Regions from separate parts of the Homo sapiens genome. Here regions 2, 3 and 4 are each linked to region 1. The links are chromatin loops, found by intact Hi-C in ENCODE. Cell type or tissue: endothelial cell of umbilical vein. All regions are shown on one strand. Links, peaks and the distances in the headings refer to the core of each region. The heading gives the core; the rest is flanking DNA. Region 1 has its middle 42 kb from the start of LINC02189. Region 2 overlaps LINC02181 (long intergenic non-protein coding RNA 2181). Region 3 has its middle 130 kb from the start of LINC02181. Region 4 holds the start of LOC105371392 (a long non-coding RNA gene).

What was found. Peaks named below come from ENCODE experiments on the same cell type or tissue, not always from the same donor. Only the 100,000 strongest peaks of a DNase experiment are listed, where the experiment ranks them.
Region 2: a loop joins it to region 1, with 4 times the contacts of the local background. A loop is called at or near these places in 4 of 110 quality-filtered maps.
Region 3: a loop joins it to region 1, with 9 times the contacts of the local background. A loop is called at or near these places in 2 of 110 quality-filtered maps.
Region 4: a loop joins it to region 1, with 4 times the contacts of the local background. A loop is called at or near these places in 4 of 110 quality-filtered maps.

Annotation. Positions count from the first base shown.
Region 1 is chr16:86,676,036-86,683,898 of GRCh38, reverse strand. No RefSeq gene overlaps it. Among named protein-coding and RNA genes, the nearest start is that of LINC02189, 42 kb to the left of the region's middle. In endothelial cell of umbilical vein, for the core only: no CTCF peak of the experiment used is centred there; DNase peaks (open chromatin) are centred at 2,228, 2,748 and 3,598; H3K27ac peaks cover 2,579 bases.
Region 2 is chr16:87,058,354-87,066,216 of GRCh38, reverse strand. LINC02181 (long intergenic non-protein coding RNA 2181) reads right to left here. Exons shown (of 3, transcript NR_126008.1): 1 at 5,718-7,863; 2 at 5,033-5,159; 3 at 2,226-3,465. Among named protein-coding and RNA genes, the nearest start is that of LINC02181, 4.5 kb to the right of the region's middle. In endothelial cell of umbilical vein, for the core only: a CTCF peak has its summit at 3,343 (motif pointing right); DNase peaks (open chromatin) are centred at 1,756, 2,276, 2,636, 3,366 and 4 weaker places; H3K4me3 peaks cover 2,468 bases; H3K27ac peaks cover 3,292 bases.
Region 3 is chr16:86,924,930-86,932,792 of GRCh38, reverse strand. No RefSeq gene overlaps it. Among named protein-coding and RNA genes, the nearest start is that of LINC02181, 130 kb to the left of the region's middle. RefSeq lists a silencer at 5,859-6,111 and enhancers at 5,933-6,876, 6,877-7,821. In endothelial cell of umbilical vein, for the core only: no CTCF peak of the experiment used is centred there; a DNase peak (open chromatin) is centred at 3,432; H3K27ac peaks cover 2,961 bases.
Region 4 is chr16:86,757,445-86,765,307 of GRCh38, reverse strand. It overlaps LOC105371392 (a long non-coding RNA gene), which reads left to right and starts at 1,283. Exons shown (of 3, transcript XR_933864.4): 1 at 1,283-1,816; 2 at 2,505-2,575; 3 at 3,371-3,810. In endothelial cell of umbilical vein, for the core only: CTCF peaks have their summits at 3,791 and 3,994; a DNase peak (open chromatin) is centred at 4,027.

The DNA of each region.
Region 1 (7,863 bases), core at 1,983-5,982:
CGAAGAGAGAGGCAAAGAGAGATGTGGAGGGAGGAAGAGACAGGTAGGGAGAGGCAGATGGAGAGGTGGAGAGAGGGAGGAAGAGGGAGAGGTGGAGACAGGTGGGGAGAGGAAGATGGAGAGAGAACCTCCAGCAGCTGCAACACCGGCCATTTTGGGTCTTCCCAGCTGGGCTCCAGCCTTGTGAGGGAAGAACCCGAGAGATGCCCCAGCCTGGCACGTCTCACTGCCCTGGCCTGAGGACCCTGAGGGAGAAGTGCTGGCTGAGTCCAGTCAACCCCAAGACTTATGAACAAAATCAAAGAAGGCTGTGGATTTTCTTACCACGTGGGGGACAGAGGGAGCCAGTTGTCACCCAGTGAGAGGGAGCTGGAATGTAAGCCATGGCCTGGCCGGAGCTGCTTAATCTCTCTGGGTATCTGGGTCTCCATCAGTCAAATCGGAGTCATGGTGCAGATTTCTGAGAGCTGCCGTGAGAATCCAGTCAAATAGCAAGCGCAGGGTCCCCTGGGGTGCCCGCCTCCACGTGGGCACAGTGCACGGCCCCACCCGACAGTCTTCCTCCACAGCCTCCCAGCACACTCCACCTTTCCACAGACTTGGTTTCACTTCCTTTTGCTTATCACTGCATGGAACGGTCTTCCTCCCTCCCTCCCTCCTTCCTCTCTCCCTCCCTCCTTCCTTCCCTCTTTCCTCCCTCTCTCCTTCCTTCCTTCCTCCCTTCCCTCCCTCCCTCCCTTCCTTCCTTTCTTCTCTCCCTCCCTTGTTTCCCTCCTTCCTTCTTTTCCTTCTCCCCTCCTTCCTTCTTTTCTTCCTTCCCTCCTCCTCCCTCTCTTTGCTTCATTCATTGATTGTTCCCTCTCTCTCACCCTCCCACATAACACACTCAAGGAAAGGAACTTGGTCGTGTTCACTGTCCTCTGCCCTGCAGTGGGGCCTGGCACCCCACGGATGTGCTATACGTTTTTGTCAAATAGTTGAGCCATGGCTCTCCTGGGATGAGCATGGGTAGGAGGAAGGGACATACACGTGCCCAGGACCTGCTGGAGACTTGAGCAATGCAGCCTCTCCCTTTGGGAAGGCCCCTGCATGTGGTGGAGGGCAGGGATGTTTGGAAGGCACTGACCTGGCTCCCGGCTGCCAGGGCCAGCCTGGTGCTGGAACCCCTCATACCTGAAGAGGCACAGGAGAACCAAAGGCGGAGAGGCCTGCATCCTTCAGGGCGGCTGGATGGGTGTTCCGGGTGCGTGCCACAGTCCAGCAGAGTCTTACTTTCTCATGGTTCTGGAGGCTAAAAGTCCAAATTCAACTGTTGCTGGGTTTGGTCCTTTCCAGGTGCTCCTGTGGTCATATGTTCTGCGCCTCTGTCCCGCTGCTGGGGGCTCCAGCCAACCTTGGTGCTCTTTGGCTGGTAGCTGTGTCACTCCAGCCTCTGCCTCTGTCTCCCCACGGCCTGCTCTGTCCCGTGTCTGCGTCATCTTCTCTGACTGTCATAAGGATACTTGGCACTGAACTTAGGGCCCACTGTCAATCCAGGATGACCTCATCTTAACTTCATGACATCTGCAAAGGCCCTTTTTCCAAATAGGGTTACATTCGTGGGTACCGGGGGTTCAGATGTGAGCAAGTCTTTTTGGGGGGAAACATTTAACCCACGACAGTCACCCTTCCCTGAAGGCAATGGGAAAAAAGAAGCCCAGCAGAGGCAGCTGGAATCCCAGCTCACTTGCTTCCCGGCTGGGTGACCTGAAGCTCTGAGTCTTAGTTTCTTCATCTGGAAAATGGATCATGCCACACCGTGGATGTGTGAATTAACGGAGATGGCACATAGAAAGCCAGCAGTGTTGAACTTGGCCACGTAGTAAGGCCTCGATAACCGGCAATGCAGAATTACGTTTCCCTACCAATTAGTGGCCGACCACAGTCTACCCAACCAGCAGACAGCAACGCGTGAGGACTTGGAGGGCAACGGAAATGTGCTAAAGGGGCAATGAGGGTCCTTTCTGAATACGCACCCCCCAGTTGGAGGACTGGGTGGATCAGAGGAGAGTCCAGGGGACTTCCAGGCTGGAGATGGCCTGCGGTTAACCCCTCGTGCCCCATCGGGCAGGAGGCGGGCCCTTCTCCCATCTCTCCCTCCCTCTCTCCTGTTTATCGGGACTGTGGGTGCCAGCCCAGACGACATCATCCGCTGAGTTCCCAGCGTGTCAGCCAAGGGTGAGCCTCCCACGCGCCCTCGGAAGACAGAATTTTGGAGCACACGCAGTGGCATTCTTGGATAACGATGGCTGCCTTCTACGAGCTGAACCCCCTCCACAGACGTCTCCCTGCCAGCCCCTCGCCGGTCTTCCCGCCCTCTGCCCAGCTCCTGGGCCCCACAACAGGCCGGCACGAACGAGGTTTGGGAGCTCTGTGGTGGACTGAACCAAGCGACCCGGCCTTTCCCAGTCTGCACCCAGCACCCGGCGCCAGCACCGACCAGGGAAGGGGCCTTCGAGCAAGCCCGGGTTGGTGGTTTGGGGTTTGGAACATCCGTTTTCAGATAAAATCAGAAGTTTTTTTATTAAAAAAAAAAAGGAGAGAGAGAGAGACAATTTCAGAGACAGCCTGAAAAACAAAACAACCCTTTAGCTCTTTCTCTGAAATGACATCAGCGGCCACCACAAAGCCGAATCGGCCTCACTGCATTCAGGCCATCGGGATGTATCATTTCCCCTTCAAAATACCCACTGCGGCATCGTCCCCAGCCCCGCCGGCTCGGAGCCTGCTCCCTCAGTGGGAGCGGTGCGCTTTCCCACCCAGGCTGCAGAGGGGCTTGTAATTGGAAAAGTGCAAGTTGCAGATGAACTGGGAGCCGAGGCCAGGAAATGGGTTTATGGTGGCCAGCTTTGTCCTCCTTTTGCACTCGGTCTCTAAAGCACTGTCCACATGGGCATTTGGGTCCTGGGAGTCAAGAACGACCTTGCCCGGAACGAGCTGTCCCCTTGTCCCTCTCAGTGGATGTGTCCCTCCCACCCCAGGCCCCCACTCTGAGCCCGTCCTGTCCCCTCTCCCTCTAGACGCATCTAGACTCCCCAGCCCCCACCAACTAGCCGCCTCTGGAGCATTTAAGCTACATGGAAACTGGAGAACGTTTTAGAAATGGATGTTTGTTTCACTGAAGCAGCAATGCAATTGCATTTGAATTTGTTTAGCATCACATAAAAACAGACATATCAAAAATGACCAGAAAGAAATATTAATACAATGGCATATTACGAATTATCTGGTTGTCTGTGGCTAATGAGTTGTTTTTTCGTAATTCCTTCTTCTGTAAATTTTCTAAATTTTACTTTTGTAATACAAAAACGTTATTTATTAAAAACCACCAACTGAATCTTGTCTCGGGGCCAAAATGAGCTACTTAAGAGAGTGGAAAGTCAGCCTTTATAGAGAGCCAACAGCCTCCAGGGACTTATTTCTTTGAAGAGTCACTTTTTAAATCTCAGAAATAATCTGCATAGTTGAAACTTCTGCTCCTCTGGGATTGTTATTCCTTCATTAGTTAAAGTGATTTACTGAGTCACAGGAAATTTCACTGCTGGACCAAAAAGTGATTCAATTTCCCAAGCATTTACTGAGTGTTTTCCCCAAGCCTGGCTCCGGACTGATAAAGCTGCCCTGTTCCTGCCCTGGCGGGGACACTCAGTCTAGTAGATGCCCTGAGAGTCAGTTCTCTCAGTCATTCAACAAACGTAAATTGAGCTCCTACTCTGTGGCAGGCACTATTTTGGGGTGCTAGGAATAAAGCAGTCTACAATAGAGACAAAACTCCTCATCTTCCTGCAGCTTACATCTATGGCAAATGTGCAGAAAGAGTGTCTTAGTCTATTTTCTGTTGCTATAAAGTCATATCTGAGGCTGGGTAACTTATAAAGAAAAAAAGGTTTATTTGGCTCACAATTCTGGTGGCTGGAAAGTTCAAGATTGGGCATCTGCTTCTGGTGAGGACCTCAGGCTGCTTCCAGTCATAGCAGAAGGTGAAGGGGAGCTGTGTGTGCAGCAACCTCATGGGAGAGATGAGGCGAGTGAATGGGGGGAAGGTGCCAGGCCTTTTTAACAACCAGCTCTCATGGGAACTAATAGAGTGAGAACTCACTCACCCCTGAGGGAGGCCATTCATCTGTCCATGAGGGCCCCTCCCCATAACCCAAACACCTCCTATTGGGCCCCACCTCTAACACTGGGAATCAAATTTCAACCTGAGGTTAGGAGAAGACACACCCCAACCATAGCAAAGAGAAATGCACAAAACGCTCAGAAAACTCAGGGGAAGTGGCCATGATGGGAGAGAGGGTGCTACAGGCTGAACTGCACCCCTGAGAACTCATGTGTTCAAGTCCTACCCCCAGAGCAGCAGAATGTGACTACATTTGGAAATAAGGTCGCTGCGGGTGTTATGAGTGAAGATGAAGTCCTTAGAGCCCTAATCCATTCTGACTGGTGTCCTCAGAAAGAGGGAATGTGAGATGAGTAGGTTACCTGTTCACTCTGATGGTAGTTTCTTTTGCTGTGCAGAAGCTCTTTAGTTTAATTAGATCCCATTTGTCAATTTTGTCTTTTGTTGCCATTGCTTTTGGTGTTTTAGACATGAAGTCCTTGCCCATGCCTATGTCCTGAAAGGGCTAATATCCAGAATCTACAATGAACTCAAACAAATTTACAAGAAAAAAACAAACAACCCCATCAAAAAGTGGGCGAAGGACATGAACAGACACTTCTCAAAAGAAGACATTTATGCAGCCAAAAAACACATGAAAAAATGCTCATCATCACTGGCCATCAGAGAAATGCAAATCAAAACCACTATGAGATACCATCTCACACCAGTTAGAATGGCAATCATTAAAAAGTCAGGAAACAACAAGTGCTGGAGAGGATGTGGAGAAATAGGAACACTTTTACACTGTTGGTGGGACTGTAAACTAGTTCAACCATTGTGGAAGTCAGTGTGGCGATTCCTCAGGGATCTAGAACTAGAAATACCATTTGACCCAGCCATCCCATTACCCAAAGAACTATAAATCATGCTGCTACAAAGACACATGCACACGTATGTTTATTGCGGCATTATTCACAATAGCAAAGACTTGGAACCAACCCAAATGTCCAACAATGATAGACTGGATTAAGAAAATGTGGCACATATACACCATGGAATACTATGCAGCCATAAAAAATGATGAGTTCATGTCCTTTGTAGGGACATGGATGAGATTGGAAATCATCATTCTCAGTAAACTATCGCAAGAACAAAAAACCAAACACCGCATATTCTCACTCATAGGTGGGAATTGAACAATGAGATCACATGGACACAGGAAGGGGAATATCACACTCTGGGGACTGTGGTGGGGTGGGGGTAGGGGGGAGGGATAGCATTGGGAGATATACCTAATGCTAGATGACGAGTTAGTGGGTGCAGTGCACCAGCATGGCACATGTATACATATGTAACTAACCTGCACAATGTGCACATGTACCCTAAAACTTAAAGTATAATTAAAAAAAAAACCAAACAACAACAACAAAAAAAAAAAAAAAAAAGAAAGAGGGAATGTGGGCACGAGATAGGCATGCCTAGAGGGAAAGTGACTTGATGCAGGCAGAGACAGGGCCAAAGGCTCTCCACAGCCACCGGAAGGTGAGGGAGGGGCCAGGAGCAGAGCATTCCTGACAGCCTCCAAAGGAACCCACCCTGCCAACACCTTGCTCTCAAACTTCTGGCACCCAGAACTGTGAGAGGATCCATTTCTGCTGTTTAAGCCACCCCGTCTGGGGTTCTTTGTTAGAGCAGCTCAGGGAAAGGAATCCAGAGGGCTCCAGAGAGGGGCATCTGGCCTTGATAGGCAGGTAAGCAGAGTTCGCCAGCAGAACAGGAGACAGTGCTGGCAGTGACAGAAATAGGCTGGGTGCATTTCAGCAGACAGGGACTCTCTGCTGAAGGAGGAGGAAACTGGGGAGCTCCCACCTTGCTGGGAAGGCTGTGGAACAAAACTTGGCAAAAGGCAGAGACAAAAGAGACCAGACAGGAGGCAGAACAGGAGGAAAGTCTTGTTGAGCACAGTCTGGGCAGACATGCTTTGTGCAGAGGGCCTCCTCATGGTGTGGGGATGGCGGGGAGAGGGGAGGGGGGCAGGGGGTGAGCGCCAGTGATCACAGTTGTCCCTGTACTCACTCCATTCCTGATATGGTTTGGCTGACCATATCAAGATGGTCAAATCCCATCTTGAATTCCCATGTGTCGTGGGGGGGACCCGGTGGGAGGCAACTGAATGATGGAGGCAGGTCTTTCCCCTGCTGTTCTCGTGATAACAATTAAGTCTAATGAGACCTGATGACTGATTATAAAGGGGAGTTTCCCTACACAACCCTCTCTCTTTGCCTGCTGCCACCCACCTAAGATGTGACTTGCTCCTCCTTGCCTTCCGCCATGATTGTGGGGCCTCCCCAGCCATGTGGAACTGTAAGTCCAATAAACCTCTTTTTTTTTTTTTTTTTTTTTGTAAATTTCCCAACCTTGGGTATGTCTTCATCAGCAGTGTGAAAACAAACTAATAGGGTTCCTTTTGCCTTTGGGAAAGAGAGTCTTTTAGCTATTTGGGCACAAGGGTGTGGTATCCAATTGCTTCTGCCCAAATATTACATGGGGCCTACATATACAAATAAAAATATTTGTAGTTTACCTAAAATTTAAATTTAACTGGGCATCCTGGTTTTTGTTTTGTTTTGTTTGTTTCTGATTTTTCTCTCTAAATCTGGGAACCTTAGGTGATATGTCAGGTTGGATTAGTTGTCTCCAAAATGAAAGAGCCCCATGCCCTCACCCCAGTTCCCTCCAAGCAGTGGCCAAAGGTCCTGTTTGGAGGAAACCTTCTGGGTTCAGTGATATAAGGGTGTGTGCTGGCAGAGAAAGTCCAGCCAGCAACTCACCCCATGGCCACAAGAGCAAAGGCTCCCAGTAAGAAGCCATATCCTGAGAATATGGCTGGTCCAGGCCCCTCTGGGGAAGTTACCAAAGACTGAGCTCTCCTCTCCTTGGCCAGGTTATGGCAGGAAGAGGTGAGCTTCTGACCAGGAGGCCATGCAGGAACACTCTGCCCTACCACTCTGTGCTTTTCTGGCAGAGCTTCCACCATGACTGTGTTTGCCAGCAGGAATTGCACGGCCCACCCAGAAAACCACCGTGCACCCCTCCAACGAGCAGCCCAGCCCCACACAGTCCTAGGAGAGGGGCCGCATACAGGCCTTGGGCACATGTCACCAGGAGAGGATGGCGTTTCCTTCTTGCAGAAGGCTGCTGGCCAGTGACTCATGCCTATAAGACAGTGACCAACAAGCCCTCAATTTGCAGACCTCACTTTAGTCCACAGAAGTCTATAAAAACCAGACCCGACCTGCACAGAACACATTTTGAGCCACCTTGTCTGGGAAAAGCCAAGAAATGGGCTGATTCATGCCCTTTGACCACCTCTCTCTCTCCTTGTCCAACAGGCTCTGATTCACACAGACATGTCAGTGCATGACACAGGAGGAAGAGCCCTCAGCAGCCTGGAAACACAAGCTCCTCTCTAGCCATGGCAGGCCTCTGAGAGAGAGGGAGCTGATGAAAATAGGTCTCTCACAATTTATTCACTCATCAATTATTTCTAAGCTCCTACTCTGTGACAGGAGCTGCTCTAAGTACGGGGAATGCAAGAGTGAACAAAACAAATACAAACTCCTGTTCTTATAGACAAGAAACCCTCACTCTTATAGTTAAGAAACCTGGCTCTTATAGACCAGAAACCCTCGCTCTTATAGACCAGAAACCCTCACTCTATA
Region 2 (7,863 bases), core at 1,433-5,432, 380 kb before region 1:
TTCAACAGTGAAGCTGCGCGGTGCAGGCTCCGTGCGGGGAGGCAGTTTTACGTTTTTTTTTCATCACGGGTTTATTTCTGTCTTAGCTTCCCCTAAAGTTTGTAGCCTTCCTCCCCTCCTTCTAACGAATCCCCCCAACTGTCATCCTCTCCCCTCACCCCCCTAAATGCATCCAGCCCACCTCAAGCTACTCGAACTGAAAGAAGCACTCATGGCCAGGCCGCGTGTTTGTTTAGGCTCACCCTGTGTTAGTCCATGTGAAATGCAACAGAATGGAGAAAAATGTAATTCTTTGCCGGCTTTTGATCAAAGAGAGGACTTTAAAAAAAAATTCAAGATGGATTTCTGAAGGACAATTTTATACACATGCTGCGTGTTTCGGAGCTCCAGTATTTAGGTGATTTTGGGGAAAAAAAAATCTTTTTTCCTCTTTTGATCCCAGAGAGAAAACACTCGCACAAACACATCTCCACCCCACAAACACTGCAAGATGCCATTTTTCATAAGTCTAACCGGCTGAAAAGAGGAAGCATTTCTCTTCCAATTTATCAACAACACAAGAGAATGTAAAATACGGCCCTACTGCAACAGGCAATCTCTTTCTTGCTTTTGTGGGAATTCAGAGCAAAGTTACCCTTGTTGCTGAGGCTAATTGCAGGACCCAGGATGTCCGGTCTGGGTCCTTGAAACACACATGCGTCCACACTTCCTCCATCCATCTTAATTTCACAACCAGCATTAAACGTACGTTTCTCCTCTAACTCCCTCAGCTTCAGAGCAAATGCAAATAAAAAGTGCTTAAAATGGCAAACATTTCCTGTCATTGAAGGCCTTCGTTAGGGTGGGGGTCGCTGAGTTCTAAAGTATATTTTCATAGGAAAACTCATTTCAGATCGTCGGCAGGAGCTTAGACTGTTCATACAGCGAAGTTTGGGGTTTGCGATCAGCCTGAATTTATTGCAGTCAAGTGACCCTTTATAGGATGTAGATGTAGGAGAGCAAAGATTCCAGATTCAAACTTGGATTAACCTGGGGCCCAGCTCAGGTCACAGGAAAAAATTAAAATATACTGAAAACTGTCCTCTTCCCCTCCCCTCCCTTCAATTCATTTTCTGTTCCATTATGGAAAAAAAACCCCAAATTTGGAATTTTAATGTTGTTTTTCCTCCATTGGTTGTTTAGTTAGTGATTTTGCCGACTTCCTGGATGTTCATTTCTGGTTCTGCACAAAAGAGTCACATTTCCTTTTGGAATCAGGACCAGGAGACAGAAGCGGACTCGGGAACTGTGAGTGCCCCCCGGTCTTCCCCGGCGCCTCTGACCCCTTCCTCCATCTCGCCGCCTTCCCTGCCTTCAGCGCGGAGTTCCCTTTCTCCAGGGCTTCTTGTCTGAACTCACCCCCTCGGCTCTCAGCACCATTCTCCACTTTTAGGAAAAGAAACTCTACAATTTCTATGCAAACATCGGATAAGAAGGGGAGGGGGAGTGACTTTGATTTTCATTTTAAGACTCTGAAAGACGGAGAAAGTAAGCAGAAGCGGGCTGGTGTATTTCAGAGGCTCCCAGTGAGTCCCTACTAAATTTACCTAATAAAATGAATTTTTAAAATTTTCGTTTTCTCATTTCATTCCAGCAGAAAATGAGTTTGCCTTTATAATGTCCAGATCTTTCCAACTCTATTGAGTGAGAAATTAACTTACAAAATTTAAATACTTTGGTACACACATGCACACACACCCGAAATGAAGTAAAGTGTGCCTGTAACACAATAGCAAGCCTGATTTTAGGGTCCTAGGACACATTTTTTTTAATGATGTGTAATAAAGAAAAATCAGATTCAGTTAAAAAAATTTCTCTCTTAAAATGGGTGAATTGTAATACTCAGTAAATTTAATTGTAATTTTTATTTGTTAATATAAGTTGCCTTTTTAAAATCTTCTGCACGTCTTGTCAAATTATTGAGAGGACTGCAAAGAAAACATATGTTAATGTGCTAGGCCACAGTTGACTCCTTTCCTTTCCACGAAACTAGTCCAAGTAGTGTAGGAAATTATGAAACTATAGAGTTCTCTGTGAAAAGAATACCCTGCCTTTCATTTCCAAGATAAAGCAATTAATACTGGAATTTCAAGGCAAATCTAATGATCAGTTAGGAGGGAAAAGGAGGAGGAAGGCAGGATGGTTATTTGCGTAAGAAAGTCCAGAAATCGACATCGGACAGATGTATCGTGGAATGTGATGATATTTATAAGGAAAAATCACATAAACTTTAAAAATGAAAGTTGTTTTGCTTAAACGACTGAAAAAAAGAATTCAGAATAATATTTGGGTTATCCTAGTTTTGTACGCTTGTGTTCACCAAAGCGTTCAGGGTCCAGGAGGATTAAAGAGCTCCATCACAAGGAGTGTTTTTGTGTGTGTGCATGCGTGTGCGTGTCTGTGTGCGCGTGTGTGCGTGTCTGGGTGCATGTGTGTGCGTGTATGTGCGCGCGCGTGTGTCTGGGTGCGTGTGTGTGCGCACGTGTGTGTCTGTGTGTGCGTGTGTGTGCGCGTGTGTGTGAGTGTGTGTGTCTCTACCCAGCTCTCCTACACCTTAGCCCCAAGGATGATGGGGAGAAAAATGTGGGAGCTGACTAGGTGGAACCAAATCTTTACTCCAGAAATTTATAGCTAATATAAAACTCTTAAAAATGAAAAAAAAACAGTTTTCTTACCTTTTTAAAAAGTCTTCTCTTTGGGGGGTTATGTCAGGGGATAGAGGAATGGGCTTGAGCCAGTTTTCAAAATTGCTATAGGCCAGGCGTGGTGGCTCCTGCCTGTAATCCCAGCACTTTGAGAGGCCGAGGCGGGAGGATCGCTTGAGCTCAGGAGTTTGAGACCAGCCTGGGAAACATAGCAATGCCCTGTCTCTACAAAAAATTTAAAAATTAGCCGGGCGTGGTGGTGTGCGCCTGTGTTCCCAGCTGCTCGGGAGGCTGAGGCAGGAGGGTCGCTTGAGCCCAGAAGGTCCAGACTGCATTGAGTGGAGATCGCACTACTGCACTCCAGCCTGAATGACAGAGTGAGACCGTCTCAAAACAAAAACAAAAACAAAAACCAACCAAAAAACCAAAACCAACTCCCTCCCCGCCCCCGAAACAACAACAACAACAACAAAACCCCCAAAAACCAAATTGCTATAGACCAATATTTCCAGGTCCCTGTGATTTTGATTAGAGAGTTTTGTTCTTGTTCTTCTGTTCCGTAAACTATGGTATTCTACCTCTTAAACGCATTTTTAAGCTTTCTAGTTTGGATGGCCTTAAACAGAGAAGCCCGTCCCTGGGTGGGGAGGTTTGTCCGCTGTCCAGTAGATGGCGCTGTGACTTCTAGAGTGAGGGGGGTGGGGGTGGGGACGACACCGCGTCGCAGCCCGAAGTCACAGGGGCCACCCCGTCGCCTCTCCCAGGGTGTATCCATCGGGCTCTAAACCCAAGAAGAAAAACTTTTTGAGGCCTCTCCTGAAATGTGCTAATCTATCAAAGAGCATTTATAGTATTTAAGCCAAATGTTAATTAACAAATAGCTCACCCTCCTCAAACAGTCTGAGATAGTGCCCAGCTAGAGTTTAAAGAAATACTTCCTGGAAATGTTTGAGATAAAAATGGAATAACGTAGTAGCTATTTCAATATTTTATCAGTTGCCCATATTTAAAAAAATAAAAGATCCTCACCTTTCTCCTAGAGTAATCATGAAGAACGTACATTTTATGTTATATGAAATGTTATGTGCGTAAAAATGGTCAAATGAAACCAGGCAGGTATAGATAATGGTAGTCTCGCCTTCTCAAAAAGCGTTTTCCTTTTCATGCAGTGGTGGCGTGAATACGCACCCTGGACATTGTATTTCACTACATCAGCACCTGCTAAAATGGTAAACCAGCTTCTTAGACGCGTTAAACCTCCACCTCCCTTGAGTGATTCCAGGGTAATCTTCTCCTCTTCCCCACTCAGAAAAGTTTCTAGTTTATTTTAAAAACAAACATTTTTCTATCCCCATCTCTTGCTACAGAGAATCTCAACTAAGGATGGTGCTTATCACTCTTCAACATATTTGATATTAAAATTAAAATAATTTTAAAACAATTTTGAATAATTTCAATGTTTAGACTCTTCATGGGATGACGTGATTTCTTACTATGTTTTAAGTAATGATTTGCGATATCTTTTTTTAATTTAAAAAGAAGTAGTGTGCATGTTGACAAGTATTGTAAACAAACTGGCATTCAACAACAGCAACAAAAAGATTTATTCCTTTTCCTAAGAATGATGTTATCCTTTATTCTGGAAAAAAAAAATGAAGCAGTATTCATTTGCCTCCAGTTTGAAATACTACTTAAAGACTTAGAAATATGTAAATGTAGCTTAGGACAATGACTTCATCGAGCCTGGTAGTAATTAATCTTGTACAGTTCTTTAAAAATTTAATTGAATGACATGTTAGTTTTATAGTTGTATGAATTTAAAAATTGTGCAAGTCACTCACTATTCATAACTCGAGCCTATGTATTAATAAAATGATTGTGCAAAAAACCAGCTGTTTAAATAAATTCTGTTCTGCTTTAAAGATTTTGCCCTTTGGGGAGAAAGTCATTTAAGTATTGAGTGGCAGTGGCCAGTGAACAATAGTCAAAATGTAAATAAATCTTCCTGAAACTTAGTTCTAATTTTCTTGAGCAAGATACTAACCCATAAAAAATAAACATTGTTTATTGAACCACGTTTGCATCAGTGAACCTTTGTAAAATGATATGGAGAAAATATGAACTTCTATGTCCCAAGTACTTTACTTTGCTTCCTTAGCAGAACAGAGAGAGCTATTCGATAGGTATGAACTGAAGAAAATAGAATTAGTGCCTCTGGTGAGAGAGTCATTCAGATTTGTACAGTTGCACGGAGGTGATCATACTAGAATTAACACCAAAAAATTGTGTCATTTGGCATCTTGGCTTAAGGGATAATTTAATTACACCACCTATTAGTGTTGACTTACGTTTCTGCGCCAGCCAGCCTTCTTATAATCTTGTTTATTTCCAGAAATCACATTTGTGACAGCTCTAATAGGCCATTCAACAGCAAAGATTTTCTCATTTAGTTGAAAATATTTCAGGCTTCAGAAACTAGCAAGGAAGGAAAGGCATATTTAGACTTCATATGTCAGAGTAAACTGATTTGGGGCAAGATTTAAAAACTGAACTCAACATGCCTGTTTGACCAATTTCAGCCTAAAATATTTTTATGTTTTAATTTGACAACTAAGCTGACAAGACTTCAGCTGATGCAGAGATTATTGCTCCGTCTGACTTGTGTGTGTGTGTGTGTGTGTGTAAGGGTAGAAAGTGGATCAGGCACGGTCTTTGCATGTGGGTTTACAGAAACACCTCAGAGGTTTGCATTGCCAGCAAGTGCGTCCATCTGCACCTATCACTGACTTGGAGTAATGGTGAACTCTTTCAGATTCTGGGTCCTGTGTTTGTAAACTTCCCACTTTTCGTTTTTTGAGAACGTTATTTTGATCTCTGCAAACGAAGGTGGGGAGATGTAGTTACTTCCCTCTTAACAGCTGAATGCAATCAGAGTGCTTTTGGGTGTTGTTTTAGTTAAGAGGCAAAAGAGAAGAGAAAAACACACCCAAACAAACCAGCAGACACACTTGGCATCCAGTGTTTAACGCTCACCCTTTAGTCCCGTCAGTGGGGGAGTGAATCCTGCAGGATACACCACGTTTCACGTCCTCCCCATTCTCCCTGCACCCCGTGAAATTCTCTTGGAAGGAGATGGAAAACTGTGGGGGTTTCATTTAAGGGTCAGCTCACATGTTTAAGCTGCATGTCAGGAAGAAGAAGGCTGAGATCCTTTGAGCAAACAAGTGCCAGAAACTGAAACCCCTGCCTGTCTCTTGTGCAACGCCTCCCCAGCGGTTTGGAGACTTGAGCATTTGAATGGGAGGCGTCCCAAACATTTCAGTCCAGATCTCCTCCAGGAGAGGGTGCTGGGGACCCAGGTCTCTCTCTAGGGCTTTGAAAGAGGCTTGCTCGGTGGAGACAGAAAACATGGGAGCAGTCCAGGGGAGCAGTTGGGCTTTCACAGAGCAAAAGCTGCCATGGCCATCCGGTTCCAGGCACTTGCCATGCAGACATGGGCATGAGGCCTAGCCAGGCCAGGAGCTTGGACAGGGCCACACTGCTACTCAGTGACAGAGGCTCTCCTGACCACTCCAGAGCGCCATACTTTTCCTTGGAACGCTAATCTTGGTCATTCAGTCCTTTAACAAATGCCTTAGTTTTTAATTTGTTAGGTGACCATCTCCCATGACTAGAATCTTTGTTGTGATTGCTATATTCCCAGTGCCTTGAGTGATCCATGAGCTGCACTTATAAGAAAGCTCGGTAATTATCCAGAGTTTACAAGGGAGCGGGTGCGGCATGGGATAACTCAATGCTACCTCCCAACAAGTCAATGAGGTAGGAAATGTCATTACTCCCATTTGACAATCAAGGAAACTGAGTCCCTGAGAGGTTGAGTGAAATTTGCAAGGCCACACAGCTAGTGTGGAGAGTTGTGGGGCAACAGGGATTTGAATCCAGGCTGTCAGATCGAGGACCACACATTCTTAACTGGGCCTCATAGTGCTTTGGTAAATAAATATTGGTTGAGTGAATAAATAAGAAGATGAAATTGAAAAACAGTGGGGTGCGATGTCTGCAGCGAGAGTTTCAGAGGAGGGCAGATTTGGGTTCACACAGGCCTTTACTCTCGTTTACTGATGACCGGTAAATTCCTTAAATTTTCTGAGCCTCGACAGTTTCCTCCTACATGAAATGGAACTAACCATCTTTCTTTCTGGGTTGGGAAGACTTGAGCTTGTGAATGAAGGACTTGGCCCATAGCAAGTGCTGAATAAAGGGCTGCATTATGACTATCTCTGGGCCAGCCCCCAAAGCCCAGACGTAAGCGGGCAGAGGAGCTGCTGCCCGTAACACATCTCTGACTCCAACCAACTGGGTGACCCTGGTAAGTTTCTCAGCTTGCTGTGTCTTGCTTTTCTCTTCTGTAGAGGATGGCTCACTCTTAGTTCCTGCCTGGAAGGCTTGCATGAGGAAAGGGGGCCAGGCCCAAAGTCAGTACTGAATGATCGTCCACTTGGAGGTTCACATTAGGCACTTGTATCCTTGCGGCACTCACATGTTGGGATGCGTGGCCCACTGGTGGCTGGCGGGAATGCCCGCGCTCGGTCATGCTTCGGTGCTTTTGCACACGCTGGCCCTTCGCCCTGGAGTGTTTTTCCAACCAGTGAATCTCCTTTCACCACTTAAGTGCACTGCGTCGCTGAAGGGTAATTATCTGAGTGTTCCAACTCTCCCTCTTGCCCTTTCTGGGCTGTTCTATCCGAGAGCATATTTGTCACTTAGCGCTGGGTCACCTGGGTTACCCATCTCTCTGACTGTGGAGTGTGAGGGTTAACTCACGTCATCCCAGACCAACTTGGTAAAACGCCCCTGGCCACATTTCCCTACGGATACAAGATGTAAGGGTGTGACATTGTGGTAGAAGAAGGCATGAGTGTGATAGAAGAAGGCATGAGTGTGGCAAAAGGAAGCTTTGTTTCTAAGATCTCCAAACCCAGGCCCACGAGCGGCATCCATGCATTCACTCTTGCAGCTGGTTGCCGTTCAATCAGCAAGGAGTATTTATTGAGCACCTGCTATGTGCCCGGCACTTGAGTGGCTCTAGGTTTAAGGCTATGAACAAGAGACCAGGGCGACCCTTACCCCTCCACAGCTTATCAGAAGGACGACACCGCACGGGCGATAGCAGGCCTGG
Region 3 (7,863 bases), core at 1,758-5,757, 250 kb before region 1:
CACACACCTCACACTCAAACCTCAGAGTCACTCCTCGCACACATCTCACACTCACATCACACCTTATGCTCACACACCTCACACACATCTCACACACCTCACACCTCACACTCATACTTAACACTCACACCTCACCTCACATGTCACACATCACTCTCCAACTCACACTCACACCTCACTCACACACCTCACACACACATATCTCACACTCACACCACCTCACACATCTCAAACCTCACCTCACACCTTGCACTCAGTCACACCTCACACACATCTCACACTTCACCTCACACTTCACATTCACACACCTCACACTCAAACCTCACACTCACGGTCACACCTCACGCACATCTCACACTCATACATCTCACACTCAAGCTCACACTCATACTTCACACTCACACCTCACCTCACACCTCACAATTACACACACACCTCACACTCACATCACACTCCAACCCACACACCTCACACACCCATTATGCTCACATCTCACACACCATACCTCACACACACATCTCACACTCACACCTCACATATCGCACTTGACTCTCACCCTTCACCCTTACATCCACCTCGCACCTCGTACGCCTCACCTCACTCTCACACCACACCTCACTCACACCACACCTCACACTTCCACACCTATTTCCATGTGCCCCAGGCCCGTGTCAGCCCAAGTGCTTCTTTTCACGTCTCTCAAAGGGAAAGGGAGGAAGAGGAGAGCCGTTGGGAAATGTATTCTCCCGATATTGCCCCAAACCCTCCGGTACCAAATACAAGAGCCGACATCGGCTTCATTTCAGAGGTGTGCCAAATGCGCTCAGAGAGGCTCGGTGACCTAAGGCCCCAGAGCTGGCAAGGAGCAGGAGTATTCCAACCCAGCTCTGGCCCTGAGCCCACGCTTTCGTCCCCAGGCAGGGTCATTTCCAGCGAGCTGCGCGCGCTCCTCCAGCCTGATGCTGCGCATGGATCAGCGGGCACCAGGGGCAGCCACCGAGCCGGCCTCCTGCGGCCAACAAGCCAACAAGCAGGGCCGGGCTCACAACGGAGGTCTTCCCAATCTCTCAGATACAGACGATTCCCGCTCAGTGCCTGAAAAATGTTAACATCGGCAGGAGCCGGCGTGGAGCACACATTCCTGACTGCTTTTGGCTGCTCGTCAGCCCCGGTCTTCACACGAGTTTATCTTTATGTAACACAGGCTTTCTAAACACTTCAACATTGCCATGAAATCAAGATAATTTCTGGCAATTAAAGACCTGACTCACCCATTGTTCCTGCGCATTGTCATTCTAGGAAATTCCCTCAAGTGGGGCTCCCGGTGACCCGCCCGCCATGTGTCAGGCCACCTCGCCCCTGGAAAGCAGCTTTTTTCCAGATTTGATCAGAACAAGCTGCTTCTCTCCCCCTGGCCTTTCCCGGAAGGAGCCCACTTTCCCAACGCTTCCTGGGTTCACCTGAATTCCTTACCAACATGTATTTCTTCCACTTTGTTATTTTTGGATTAATGTAAATGAAGTCTGTCTTGGGCTCTCTAAGATAAATGAAAGGGATGCTAGGGTCAGAAGCTTCAGTGTTGGCTCTGCTGGAGAAAGATTAAGGTAAGACTCTGCATAATGCTCTTAAACCTCCCACTTCCTTAGTGTGAGACGAGGAGGAAAAGAGCATGAGGAGAAAAAATGAAGGAAGAGGAAGAGGAGGAAGACAGGGAGGAGGAGGAGAAGGGGGTGGAAGGGGAGGGGGAGGAGGAGGGGGTGGAGGAAGAGGAGGAGTGGGATGAAGAGGAGGAGGGGGAGAAAGGGGAGGGGGAGGAGGAAGAGGAGGAGAGGGATGAAGAGGAGGAGGGGGAGGAAAGGGAGGGGGAGGAGGGGGAAGAAGGGGAGGAGGAGGAGGAAGAGGCGGAGGGGATGAAGAGGAGGAGAAGGAGGAGGGGGAGTAGTCATACCTGCTTCCATCACGCCTGCGTTTTGGACAGCGTGATGGAGGAAAGGAGGGGTGCAGGTATATGTCTTCCCTTTAAGACCACAAGCTGCGAGTTGGGCATCACTGTTGTTCACATCCCAGAATCTAGATGTGGAGTCACACCTACCTGAGACCTTAGGTCTTCACTGAGAACGAAGGGTGGGGTGGTGAATCTTGGGGAAGGGCAGTCACGCACCTGGTTGTGATTAATACGGTCACTTAAGAGAGGGAATGGATGTAGACAGAACTAGCAATTTCCGACACCCATCAGGTTGGTTTTAGTTTGGGGACAGGTATTCTATACAAACCTGTGACTGCATGCAGGGTTATCCCTCCCACGTGCGGCCAAGACTGTGTCTCCTCTTCCCAGCCTGTGTTCATGGAAAGCTGCCTCCTCCCCACCCAGACCAGAGGCGGGTTGTGAGTGCAGGCAGTTTTTGGGAGGTGACCTCAGGAAGTGTAGGGGAGTTGGGAAGGGACCGGGGGAAGGGACGAAACCAATGCAGGGTGGACTGTTGATCAGCTGACCATGGTGGGCAACCGGGGCTCCACCCTCTGGGGAGCGCTGGGAGACTGTCTGGCCCCCTTGGAGTTTGCAGCCGAGCAGGGTTTTATGTTGCAGGGCTTCACCGTCCCTGGCCCAGGGCTGCTCCTGATGACAGTGGCTCCTGGGCATTTGTGGGCTGCCTGTCTGTGAGGGGGCCTTTTTATAAGGACACCATCATAGCGGTTTAGAGGCCAATCCTACTCCAGCATGACTTCAGCTCAACTAATTACATCTTCTAGGGCCCTATTTCCAAATAAGGTCACATTCGGAGGCACTGGCAGTTTGGATGGCAACGTAAGAATTTTTGGGGAACACAATGGATTCATAACAGGGTGGGAGAAGGGGCAGAGGGGGCACTGAGGAGAGTTTCATGGCAAACACTTGATGTTTGGGCGAGCACTCAGCGCCGTCGTGCGCCGTCGTCTCTTGGGAGGAGCTCTGCTCCCTGTTGGACTTCCTTCCATTTATTGTGTCACTCACTCCTGCCCCTAGGGCTGAACGCCTCGAGGGTGGAGAGGCACCGTCACCTTCTCAGCCTGGAGAGCTCTGTCCAGCTCTGCAGACGAGGCCCTGGAAGCTCACCTGAAGCCGACGAAGGGAGGAGGGAGTGGAGTGCCCACTGCCCGGGCTAGGGCAGCCAGACCCTGGCGGCTTCGTGGCAGCTGCTGTACTCATTGCCAGCTTCAGGGCGGTGGGACCACGGAGGAAGAACGTGAACGCCTGGACTCCCACTTGGAATCTGAATGCAGTCCAGGGATTTGGCATTTGAGTCCCTAGAGCTCGTTGCTAGCCATCCTCCTCCCCGGCGAGAATAATCCATTTCAAACTTCTGAGCTGTCTAGACTTGTTATCTGGCCCCCTAATTCCTGAGAGCCTAGAGCGGGCAGCAGCGGGACCGCCGAGATAGCAAGGGGGTGAGGTCATTGGCGCGGTCCCGAGGCAGGAAGTCCATTCCGGGGGACGATGGATGAGTGTGGAGCTGGTGCCCGAACGGGGCCAGATAACGCGTCTAGACCCGGCAGGCCGTTTCCTCCTCTTCCCCGGTGTCCTATCGGCATCCTCCTGCCTTCCTGCTGCTCTTCCGAGCCTCTCTGGAGAAGCCTCTCAGGAGGTTTTACTTCATTTTCAGTGTAAGGGGCGGCCGGTGTCTCTTGGCCTCGGCTAGGTGTGGGCGCGTTTTCTAAGTCACAGTGACGGTGGGGCCGGGAGGCCTTTCTGGAGAGGCCGTGCTGGCCTCTGTCACTTTGTCCTTTCAGAGAGTTCAGTGGGTTAGGGGAAAAATGACGTTTTCTCTCCCTGGTCTCCAAAGGTCAGTGGAAGGCCAGTGGTGGGACTGGGAGGACAGGAGTTGATGTCAAACAGACCCAGAAATTTCCACAAGTCCTGGGGGACAAAAGAGCCTGGAGCAAGTCTTATCTAAGACAGCCCCTGGGAGCCGCAGAATGCCGAATAAACTCGCCTTTCCGGAAGGAGTGGCTAATTTCATTGGCCCATGTGCACTCTGGCTGATCTTGAATCCTGGGGCTAGGGTTGGACAAGAGGTCAAAAGGTCATTTGGTTCAATCCCCTGCCTCCAGGCAGGATTCCCCCAGCAAAGAGGAATCGTGTGTGTTCCAATATTCAAAGACACACGTGGGGGCTGCAGGAGAGGAAGTGGCCTCCGGAGCACCTGCGGGGGTGGATGAAGTGGTAATCCCCACCAGCTGTGCTGAGTCTCTGAGCCCCAATAGTGCTGTGGGTTTGGAACAACTGCATTGTGGGGAACATCTGTGCAGAAGGGTACGGTGTGTCAGGAGGGCCACTGCCACCCCAATGATGATGACAACGGTAAAAGCAAAAATGAATTGAGCACGCACTGATGCCAGCTGATGTCAAGTGGCTGGACAAATGCTGGTGAATCTCATTTAATCATAAAATAAACCTGGGCAGGGGCTGTCATAATTATGCCCCAACTGAGGCTCAAAGGAAAGGTGTCTGCCGAAGGCACCTGGTTTGTAAGAAGTAGGGTGGGAATGTGAGCCCAGGTGAGGCTGCTTTCAGAGCTCAGGATGGAATAGCTCAACTCTTCTGCCCTAAACACATGTGTTCGATTCATGAAGGTCTCTGTGTCTTGTTTATTGCCTGGTGGACAGGTGGGGGTGGCTGAGGGTGGCACAGGCTACACAGCTAATGAACAAGAGGTCAGGATGCTAACTCATATCTCTAGACCCCACATTCTCACCAACCCCTCCCTGTTCCCCCATAAGCAGTATCCCCCTGGCAAAACATGTTCCCTTTCCATGGGAAAAGTAATATTTATAAAGAAGGGCCTGTCTGCAGGGGACCAGCTAAATACATAGATAATGAACAGGCTGTTCGAGGGAGTAGTATACAGCCATGAAAAGGAATCAGAGCTCTTTACATGCCAACATCTACTTATCACCAAAAGAGATGACTGAAAACAGCAAGGTGCAGGGCAGTGTGGATAGTGTGTGTGTACATACATACATGCATGCGTGTGTGTGTGTATACAGTCAAGCACTGCATAACCACGTTTCAGCCAATGGTGGAGTGCATATACAATGGTGGTCTCATGAGATGATCATGCCATATTTTTATTGTCCTTTTTGTTGTTTAGATACACAAATACTTACCATTGTGTTGCAGTTGCCTACAGTATTCAGTGTATAACATGCTGTACAGGTTTGTAGCCTTGGAGCAATAGACTCTACCGTACAGCCTAGGTGTCTAACAGGCTGTACCATCTAGGTGTGTGTAAGTGCACTCTAAGATGTTAACAGAGTGACAGAAACATGTAGTGATGCATTTGTCAGAATGTATCTCTGTCTTTAGGTGGTGCATGACTGTGTATGTATATATATGTATGTATATACTTACATGTGTGGAAGGATATGCACTTACCTACTTTTATGCATGTAAGTATATGCTTACAGGCCTAAAACATCTGAAAATATAGGCACCCCTGGGAAGGTGGCTGTGGGAACAGGTGAGAGGGAGATACCTTTTTGTATCTTGAATTTTTAGCAAGGTGACTGACCTTAAAAAGAAAACAAAAACTCCATCCTGTTTTTTAAACAGAGTTGTTCTCATGAATAATAAACAGGCCCCCTTTGTGCAAATAAAACCTCTTGTCTTGCCTCCCCAGGTGTCTCAGAAGTGAGCCAAGGGCATACCTGTGGGCAGTGAGTGTCCCAGCCTGGAGCCGGGCATGGGTGCTCGGTGCCCACAGCTGCACCCCTGTCCACCTACCCCTGGATGGAGTTGCTCAGTCCTGGGGCCAGGTGATGCACTAACCCCGACAGGGTTTTGCAGCCCTGAGATTCTAGAACCCCCTATAGAAGCCACAGTCCTCAGTCCCATCAGCGCCCAAGCACACTTTCCTGCTGGTTCAGCAAAAAGTTTCTTGTAAGAACTTTAAATGCCTTCTCTGAGGCAAGAGGCTGGAACCCTGCAGGCGCTGACACCTAAGTATTTACCAGCCTCCCCAGAACTCGGACTTTCTGCCTTGCCCGTGGAGAGGGGCAGGGGTTATCTGCGGGTGGGCAGTTGGGGCTGCCCTGGGCCCTCCCTCCCTGTGGCATCTGCTAAAGCCATTAAGGTCCCTCCCTTCTCAGCAACAGTCAGTGTCTTCTTAGTGCCCAGCTCAGGTTTCTGACCTCCAAGGAGTCCAAAGTCTTCGCAGATCCCAGGGCCAAAAGGACTTTTCATAATTCGGATGAAGAAAGGCAGGGGACTCGGGATGGCCGGGAAGAGGAACAAAGGCAAACGCACCCCCTTCAGAAATAGATCTGAGGCCCCTCGGACGCTGCATGCTCCAAAGACAGCTGGCGGGTGGGAGGGTGACATTTGTTCCTGTCGCCCGGGGTCTGGAGGCAGTGCTGACAAATGGCCATGCCAGTGCCCTGTGGGAGGCTGGGAACAAACTTTTAAAAGTCACGGAGACCCCGGGTCAGACAGCTCGGTGAGGGGCCGGCGCTGCTCGCCGCGGAAGGTTGGACGAGTCAGGCAATGCATGCGGCCTCTGTGTTCCCATCTGCATGATGGGACCAGTAACTCCCGTTTCTCGAGGTGTCATGGTGATTGGATGAGAGGATGCAGGGCAACTGTGTGGCAGAGAAGATGAGCAGGACAGCAGCTCCTGCAGGGCATGCTCACTGCCCACCCTGCTTCTGAGAACTGTGCCCCTAGCAACTCAGTCCTCACACGACGCCCTGCAGCAATCCTCTATTCCCATTTCACAGACAAGGAGGAGCCAAGAGAATGAAGAAACTTGCCCCAGGTCTCAGAGCTAGTGAGTGGCAGAGGCTGGATTCGAACCTGGGCCTAAGCCTGCTGCCTTTATCCGTTGCCCCATCTGCAGCCAAGCCTGGCTTCCCAGAGAGTCACCGATGCGGGCTGCCTCCAAGGGCACGGTGGTTGTCCTCAGCAGCGGGTTCCTGCAAACTCACCCCCATCTGGTCTGTGCAGGTGAGCTTTGATTCAAGGCCTGTGGAGGTTCCCCAGACTCTGCGGAACCTAGAGGATGCCCTTTCTCAAGGCCCGGCGAGGGAGGAATCCATTCTCTCCGCAATCTCCAGAGAGATTTATGCTGCTTGGCGGGCCGGCATGCATGATTACATTTCCTTCTCTCTCATTAATCATCCCTGGGCTCATTCCTCCTGACAGCCAGGAGCCGCAGCCTGCAAGCCAGAGATCTCCAATCTGGCTGTTGAGAACCTGGTGAAGAGGCCGGCGGCTTATCTGCGGAGGAGGGCTTCGCACTGCCCTGCAGAAAGGGTGCTGGGCTGCCTCCCTACCCAAACCTCCGTGTCCTCCAGGAAGGGGCCCCTGCCTCCCTGGAAGCCAGGCACCGACGGGCTTACTCCACACAGGGCAGAAGAACCCCCGATACTGGCCGGCCATCAGCTCCAATGCCATGCTGGGATGGTGGCCATCACTTCTCATTCATTTTCTACTGTTTATTAAGAATTTACAACAAGCTGGTGCTGTGCCAAGCACTTTACTTTTATGGCCTTAGTGAATTGTCTCAAAGTCCTTTGAGGGACATAAAGCCTTCCGTCCTGCCTTCCACCATGGGGCATGGGGTTCCACCCTTCAAACCTGCTTTTTAACAGCTTTAGGGAGATGTAATTCGAATGTCATGCAATTCATCCATTCTAAGTGTCCAGTTCAATGGCTTTTAGTATATTCACAGATATGTACAACCACCACCCCAGTCAATTTTAGAACTTATCACCCCGGAAAGAAACCTTTGCATCCTTTAGCCATGATCACGAATCTTCCCATTCTCCAGCCCTAAATGGCCCTGTCTCTTGGTGCATATTCAGTTAACAGACAGTAATTGCTTATAT
Region 4 (7,863 bases), core at 2,106-6,105, 81 kb before region 1:
TAGGAAGCTGAGGTGGGAGGATTGCTTGAGCCCGGGAGTCTGGGGCTGCAGTGAGCTATAATTGCACCACTGTGCACTCCAGCCTGGGTGCTGGGTGACAGAGTGAGACCTTGTCTCTAAAAATAAAGAAAGATAGAGAAAGAGAAAAAAAATGAGAGAAAGAGATAAAAAGAAAGAAATGTTTTAAATGTCAAAAAAGAAGGAAAGAAAGAAAGAAGGAAAGAAAGAGAAAGAAAGAAAATTTTTAAATGTTAAAGACCTAATTTAATTAGATGCCTTCAGTTTCACAGATGGAGCAAATGGGCTCAGAAAGACTAGTGACATTTTCTCAAAAATAGGGACACCCATTTCTCTTCCTGGTTTTGCCAGCTTCCTTTCAAGCTCTTTCTATTTCCCAAAGAAGAAGCTGGAATCACCCAATATAGCCCTCTGACATTGCTGACTAATGGGTACTGTCTGAAGCATTATCGTAGCAGTAATGATAATAACATGTCCCTAAAGGGCACTTATACCCTGTGCCTGGCACTGTACAAAGCACTTTACATGCACTGACCCCATCTTCAATGTCACGTGATACAGTAGCTTTACCATCCCTGCTTTACATATGATGAAACAAAACACAGAGAGGTTAGCTGACTTCCCCAGGGACACACAGCAAGGAAGCGGGAAACAGAACTCATACCCACGCAGCCTGGCTCCAGATCTCACACTCTGGAGCCCATGCAAGCCATAACTGATCTAGAATAAAACACAAACCGAGGGAGTCCATTTTTAACTAGCCCTTCCTAGATGCACCCTCAGATACAGCTAGCCAAAGACCAGGTACCAACCTGCATCTTCACTGGATGGGTGGGTTAACCTCAGAAGTTATCCGAGGTTAGTCAGTGGTTCAAGATCTCTTGGTTCCAACCTCTTTGCTCTAGAAACACATCTGGAGAGATTTCTTGCACATTTTCCACTACTTCCTGGTTTATTCCAGATAGAAAAACTTATGAATATGGAAGGTAATAAGCTTTGCCCCTTATGTCTGCTAAAATTTACCTGCCCAGAAACGGGGGTGGGAATTAACATCACAAAGCCCACCTGGCATCTTTTAGAGATGCATTCAAGCTGCTTCTCATTTCATCCACATCTTTCCACCCACGGCCGGTGAAGAACATGAAGAACACGACGTGGTACATTTTTAAACCGTCCGATCCTGTAATCAGCCAATAATATGTGTTCACTTGAAGCCCGCCCAACACACTGGCCAGGCTTTCATCATCATTCCCAATCACCAAGCAGACTGCCCAGGCGGCCACTACCTCTCAGGAAGGCTTCTGGGACAATCTCAAGGCGATGTGTGAACTCGGGAATCTTGTAAGCATTTTGCTCACGCAACTTGGCTTTCTTTGGAACTTGAAGCTTGCTTCTGTTCAACTGAAATCAAAATTGCCTGTCATGGAGATGTGCTTGCAGGCTGTGACTGCGGCTCCACACTGGAACTTTTAGCTACAACCCCCACAAACACTGACTGAGAATACTGAATGGGGTGCTGGGGTGAACAGAGGAAAACTTTGGATGCTGAGAAAATGATGCAAGCTCAGTGACCTCCCATTCAACTGGAGGGGGTCTGTGGGGATCAGAAGAAGCAAGGCTTCACTGGTTTCCATTTTCCTGAGCTAACGGCCACAAGCTTATTCCAATGGACCCTTGTGATTTGAGATAGTTTGTGCTGGCTGCATTTGGAGCTCCAGCTTCCGTGGGAGTTGGAGCGGAAAGAACACTGAAATGTCCTCTTCTTGCTGGGAGCCGTGGACACCTCTTCTGGAGAAGGGTGTGTAGGGAGCCCAGATGTGAAAGCAAAGTATTCCAATCCCTCCTCTCAGCCTGGAAGGAGTCCTGCCCTCTAGGGGTGCCCCATGATGAAGAGGAGATGGGCCGGGCCTGATGGCTTATGCCTGTAATCCCAGCACTTTGGGAGGCTGAGGCGGGTGGATCACGAGGTCAGGAGATCGAGACCATCCTGGCTAACACAGTAAAACCCCGTCTCTACTAAAAATACAATAATAATAATAATTAGCCGGGCGTGGTGGCGGGTGCCTGTAGTCCCAGCTACTCAGGAGGCTGAGGCAGGAGAATGGCATGAACCTGTGAGGTGGAGCTTGTAGTGAGCCGAGATCACGCCACTGCACTCCAGCCTGGGGGACAAGAGTGAGACTCCATCTCAAAAAAAAAAAAAAAAGAGATGGCAGAGAACAAGGTGGGGGGAGCCTGAGAAAAGCCCCAAAGTGGGGGCCACCATGGGACACTCTGGACACTCTGTGACCTGGACCAATTATCTTTCCTCCCTGGCTTAGGTTTGCTTGTCAATAGTAATAACAATGACAGCAGCAATCATAATTGCTGAATATGAATAGTCCTTCCTCCCTGTCTGCACAAAACCCCTCCTTTGGCTATGTCATACAGAACTGTGCCCATCATAACTTCGTGAAGTAGACATGAGCATTAATCCATTTTTACAGATGAAGAAACTGAGGCACAGGGATGTGAAGTAACTGGCCCAAGTGGGTGACAAAGCTGGGATCGGAACCAGGTAATTCAACTCCAGACCCGTGTTATTCACCACAAAGCTATCCTGCCTCCCTTGTGAAATAGGGGTTTGAGCTGGAGCTGGGGTTCTCAACCTGGAGTAACTAGGCAGTGGGTTTCAGGGATCCAGTGAGCCTCTGAAATGGACTGGAATGTGAATATACACAGGCATTTCTGCATGCTCGTAGATTGTGCTAGATTCTCAGAGGGGTTCCTAACCCCTCCAAAAAGACCATGAATCCGGAACCACCACATTGAGGACCTGAGAGCCCCCTCACCTCCCAGCATAGAAAACTTTCATCTCCAAGACAGAAACGCTGTGATCCATGGGCACATGGTGAATACAAGCAGCTGTCCCATTCCCGCCATATCCTCTGGGCGTCCACTCTCAGCACCCCCTCCCCACACACACCGCAGGGCCCCCTCCGGGTCATGAGCACGGCCAGCAACACCCTCCTCTGGTTCTATCTAGATGAGCCTTGTGCAGGCGTCTCCCCTCCTCCCTCACACCTCTCATCTTGTGCTTCTCCCTGTTCTCCTGCTTCTTCATGACCTACTTTTTGTTCTGTTCCCCATAGAAGAGCAGAAAAAGGAAAAAAACAAAACAAAACAAAAAAAGCCTCCGGGCAGCCCCGTGAGCACCTTGTCCTGGTTGCCTTCCTCATTCTGATTTTCCATGTTAGTGCAGCAGATACTGTGTTGGCTCAAAGCAAGGACACTCAGGCTTCCACGTGGATAAGAAGAATCTGCAAAATTTGCCTTAAAAAATGCAAGTCTCTTTTCGTTCTGATGTAATTAGCAGGTATTCACGATTGTGATGCAACCAGCCTCGGAGACACCCTGAGAAACGCCGCCTAATGGAATCCATCCCTCGGGACAGAAGCCGCCGGTCTTCCCTGACCGCACCCACTCGCCCCACAGAGCACCCCCTCCTTGTCAAAGCCGGCGACTCTGCAGGCTTCTGGTGCAGACAATGTGGCCACCAGATGCACGGCACCCAGCTTGCGGGGATGCCGGGCAAATGTTATTACAGCGATAACAGTGATTCTGCTTAGGATAACAATGATGGAAATCTGTATTAAATGACTTGAAACTGCTGATGCCTTTCCTTTTCCCCAAAGAGAAGAAAGGGATGCGAATGTGTCACTTGAACTGGCTGCTGCGGTTCATCTGGACTCCATCGTTCCTGCCATCATCTTTATTAGTAGCATTGTTTTAAAAAAATGAGTAAGTTTGAAACCACCAGGTGTTTTGAATTTTTATCTTGTTCACTTGCTTACATGAGGAAATTCAAATGGAGACCAATGCATTAGTAAAAGCCCAGTGGAAGGAGAGTGCCCCTTCTCTCCCGGGTGGGGGGCTCCCTGCCCTCCCTGACAGGCTCCCCCTAGTTCTGGGTTCTGGCTGCAGTTCCAGCCCCGACCACCAGGAGTTGATCTCGGGAGCGTTATCTGCGCAGCTCCTTCCCAGTCCTCCTCTGAGTCCTCCGTGACTTCAAGCAGCCACACGCCTCCTTCTCCCTCCCTGTTAATCCCCACCGAAAGCAGGCTTGGTGTGGCCGCTCCCCAGACTCACAGGCCCTTCCTGGTTATTTCTGCAGAATCCACTCTCCCTGTCAGTCTGGGAAAGAAAGCAGAGAGAGAAAAAGAGCTGTAGCGTCAAGGGGACTGCCAGATCCCGCAGCAATCCTCCGTGCTCCAGGGTCTCCTTCGGGCGCCTTGCAATCTCAGCGCCAGCTACTGAACACCTAGAGTATTGTTCAGTGGAGGATGCCAAGGGAGGCCTCGAGCCTGAATTAGCCCCGTGAAAGGGGTCTTGCTCCCCCGCTCATACGCTGAGGTCCAGGGAGCATAGGCAGCTTCCCCAGGGCGACCATAAGGGCCCGCACGCAATGTGGTGACCCCCTTTCCCTCTGTCGTTTGGCCACCTCAGCTATTACAACAGGAAGCCATTGGCCGGGCGCGGTGGCTCACGCCTGTAATCCCAGCGCTTTGGGAGGCCTAGGCGGGCAGATCACGAGGTCAGGAGATCAAGACCACCCTGGCTAACACGGTGAAACCCCGTCTCTACTGAAAAAAAAAAAAAAAAAAAAAAAATTGGCCGGGCGTGGTGGCAGGTGCCAGTAGTCCCAGCTTCTCGGGAGGCTGAGGCAGGAGAATGGCGTGAATCCGGGAGGCGGAGCTTGCAGGGAGCCGAGAGCACGCCACTGCACTCCAGCCGGGGTGACAGAGCGAGACTCCGTCTCAAAAAAAAAAAAACAAAAACAAAAACAAAATGCCGTTGGCATTTATTGCCAATACACAATGCATGTGTCAAAGGCACCGTGATGGGGATAGAATGGTATTTCTATGTAGCCTGGAAGAAAAAGTGAGAAAATATCCATTTTACTAGGAAAGCTCTGTCCCCTTCCCCACAACTGTGTAGACTGCAGGGTGGCCCTTTGGTGGTCTTTCTTATCTCTGCAAAAATCTGGGCAAGGGCAGGAGGATGAAGCGAAGCCCGGCTTTTTAAGTCTCGTATTGGTAGCTTTGACGAAACGGGTTTGTGCAGGAGGTGGAAATTAACTAAAATGAGATGGGAGGATTACGAGGGGATTTTTCCTACTCGGGCAATCCTGAGAAGAGAGGGGTGACTTCAGCGAAGGGGCACATGCTGAGCCTCCTCTCGGGGGAGAATTAGACTTAAGAAGCCACTTGCTGATAAGGGTTAATCCATGGCTAAACGCGACAGTACCAGAAGTAATTAACATTCCTTGACTCAGTTTCCCTTTGGCTACACGGCACTTAACCTGGTGAACAAGAATCTCCATTTGTTGTAATGAGCCCATCAGCCTAAGTCTTTGAGTTCTATGCTGTTTTTCCGTAGCTCTTCTGACCCGTGGGGCTGGGTTTCAGCCACTGCGATAGCTGGGTGTGTAGCAGAGCCCCAAGGAGGTGGCCCATCTCCCGTCCTTTTGCACTAAAACAGTTAATCCTGAGCCACAAAAAAGTACTGCAAGCAGCAGAATGCACTGTTAAGGGATTTTCTCAAACAGTGTCCAAAACAAGAAAGGAATGAGGAGGCCATTTACATGGATTAGGACCCTGGGGATGTGGTAACACAGGGTTTTTATTCTCTGCTTTTCTGTTTTTTCTTTTTAATTGACATCATCCCTTGATATTCCCCAAACAGACTCTAACTTTCTTATCTTATTGGAAAGCTCTAAAATGGAAGGGTAAAAGAAAATTCCAGAAACACAAAATTTCTGGAACACTCGAAAACAACGATTCATGAAAAATAAAAAATTAATTGAAGACTAAAGTGGGCCCATGTGCAAGACTTAAACGGAGGCACGATTTAGCACACTTTGCATTTTGCACCTACATGAAGCACTTAATTTGTCTGGGAAAAGAGAGTTGGGGGTGGGGAGGGCCATATGCTGGAAAATGAAACCTTAGCTGATGTGAAAATAAGATCTTGTGCCTTTCAGGTTATTTTTAAGCTTCTCTTTTAAATGAATGAATTTTTTTTTTACAGTGCCCGATTCCAGATTATCTTCTATAATTGCATTATCCTGAGATTTACCAGGATAAAGTGACCCAGCTTAGTTGCAATAATCAATAGCAGTTGTAACAACAAGCACATGTGCAGGCTGCCTTCCTTCACGCCTACTTCCCGGCTCCCTTCTCTGTCGGGATAGGAGCGTGATGCCTCCCGCTGCCCGGCACTCCCCTGTGAAATTACAAATTGCCAGTATTTTTTCCAGCCTAGTTTCATCTGATTCAACACATGGACCTGTCACCAAATCCCCTAATAGCTGTTACCGGGGCAAAACTTCTTGATATCCGGCTTGGTTTTTCCTTTGCTCCATCCATTCAATCATTCTATTAATCCAAATTATACTGCCTGGTACTGCAGAGTAAGTTCCCACTTCTTGGAAGGAAAAGATTTTTCTCTGTTGGTCCACACAGATCACTTATTACATCTTAATTCCAGATGAGAAATGTCAATAAACGGAGGACATTGCAGTTTGCCGGCGGCCACTGTGAGTAAGAGTTAAGGAGAGACGTGGAAGAGATCTAGATCTATGAATATGGGAACCAGAAAACTGAGGACGATAGTCCTAATAGCTGCCTCCACACCCAAGTAAGGGGCATGGAAGCATGTACAACCTCAGCCTTCCTTTATTCTCACAACATATCTCCAGAGATATGTATTAGTGTGGGACGCCGAGGCAGGCACATCACGAGGTCAGGAAATCGAGACCATCCTAGCTAACATGGTGAAACCCCGTCTGTACTAAAAATACAAAAAATATTAGCCGGGCATGGTGCAGGGCGCCTGTAGTCCCATCTACTAGGGAGGCTGAGGCAGGAGAATGGTGTGAACCCAGGAGGCGAAGCTTGCAGTGAGCCGAGAGCCACTGCACTCCAGCCTGGGCGGCAGAGCAAGATTCCATCTCAAAAAAAAAAAAAAAAAATGTATTAGTGTTATCCTTACATTAGGTTGACAATACCATAGGTTGGTGCAAAAGTCATTATGGTTTTGCCATTACTTTTTTTTTTTTTTTTGAGAAACAGTTTCTCTCTTGTTGCCCAGGCTGGAGTGTAGTGGCACAATCTCGGCTTACTGCAATCTCTGTCTCCCGGGTTCAAACGATTAGCCTGTCTCAGCCTCCCAAGTAGCTGGGATTACAGGTGCATGCCACCACGCCTGGTTAATTTTTGTGTTTTTAGTAGAGATGGGGTTTCCCATGTTGGCCAGGCTGGTATTGAACTCCAGTCCTCAGGTGATCCACCTGCCTCGGCCTGTCAAAGTGTTGGGATTACAGGCGTGAGCCACTGTGTCCGGCTGACATCACTTTTAATGGTGAAAACCACAATTACTTTTGCCCAACCTAATATTACAGATATGGGAACTGAGGCCCAGAGAGGGTAAGTAACTTGCCCAGGGTCACACAGCTTGAGCAAGTTGCTACCTAACAGTGGATCCTATCCTGCTACTTTTTGGAGATATTAAGACAAGGGTTAACCAGAGTTGCTTTCCTGGGGCAATAATAACAGAAGTCTGTGTGTCAGGTCAGTGCAGGAAAGCAGACACAGCACAGCAGGGTCAGGAGGGTGCGGTGGCGGCAGGTTCCTTCCAAGCTCTGCCCACAGTCCTGGAACCTGCTTCAAATCCATAGCCAGGCCCTTACCCCAGACTCACCCTCAATTTCCTTTGAAACCTGGAATGCTGCTTCACAAAGTCAAGCCTGTTTCCTTCCTGGTTCTCATTTTTCTTCCACACTCTGACCACAAAAAACCCTTTCAG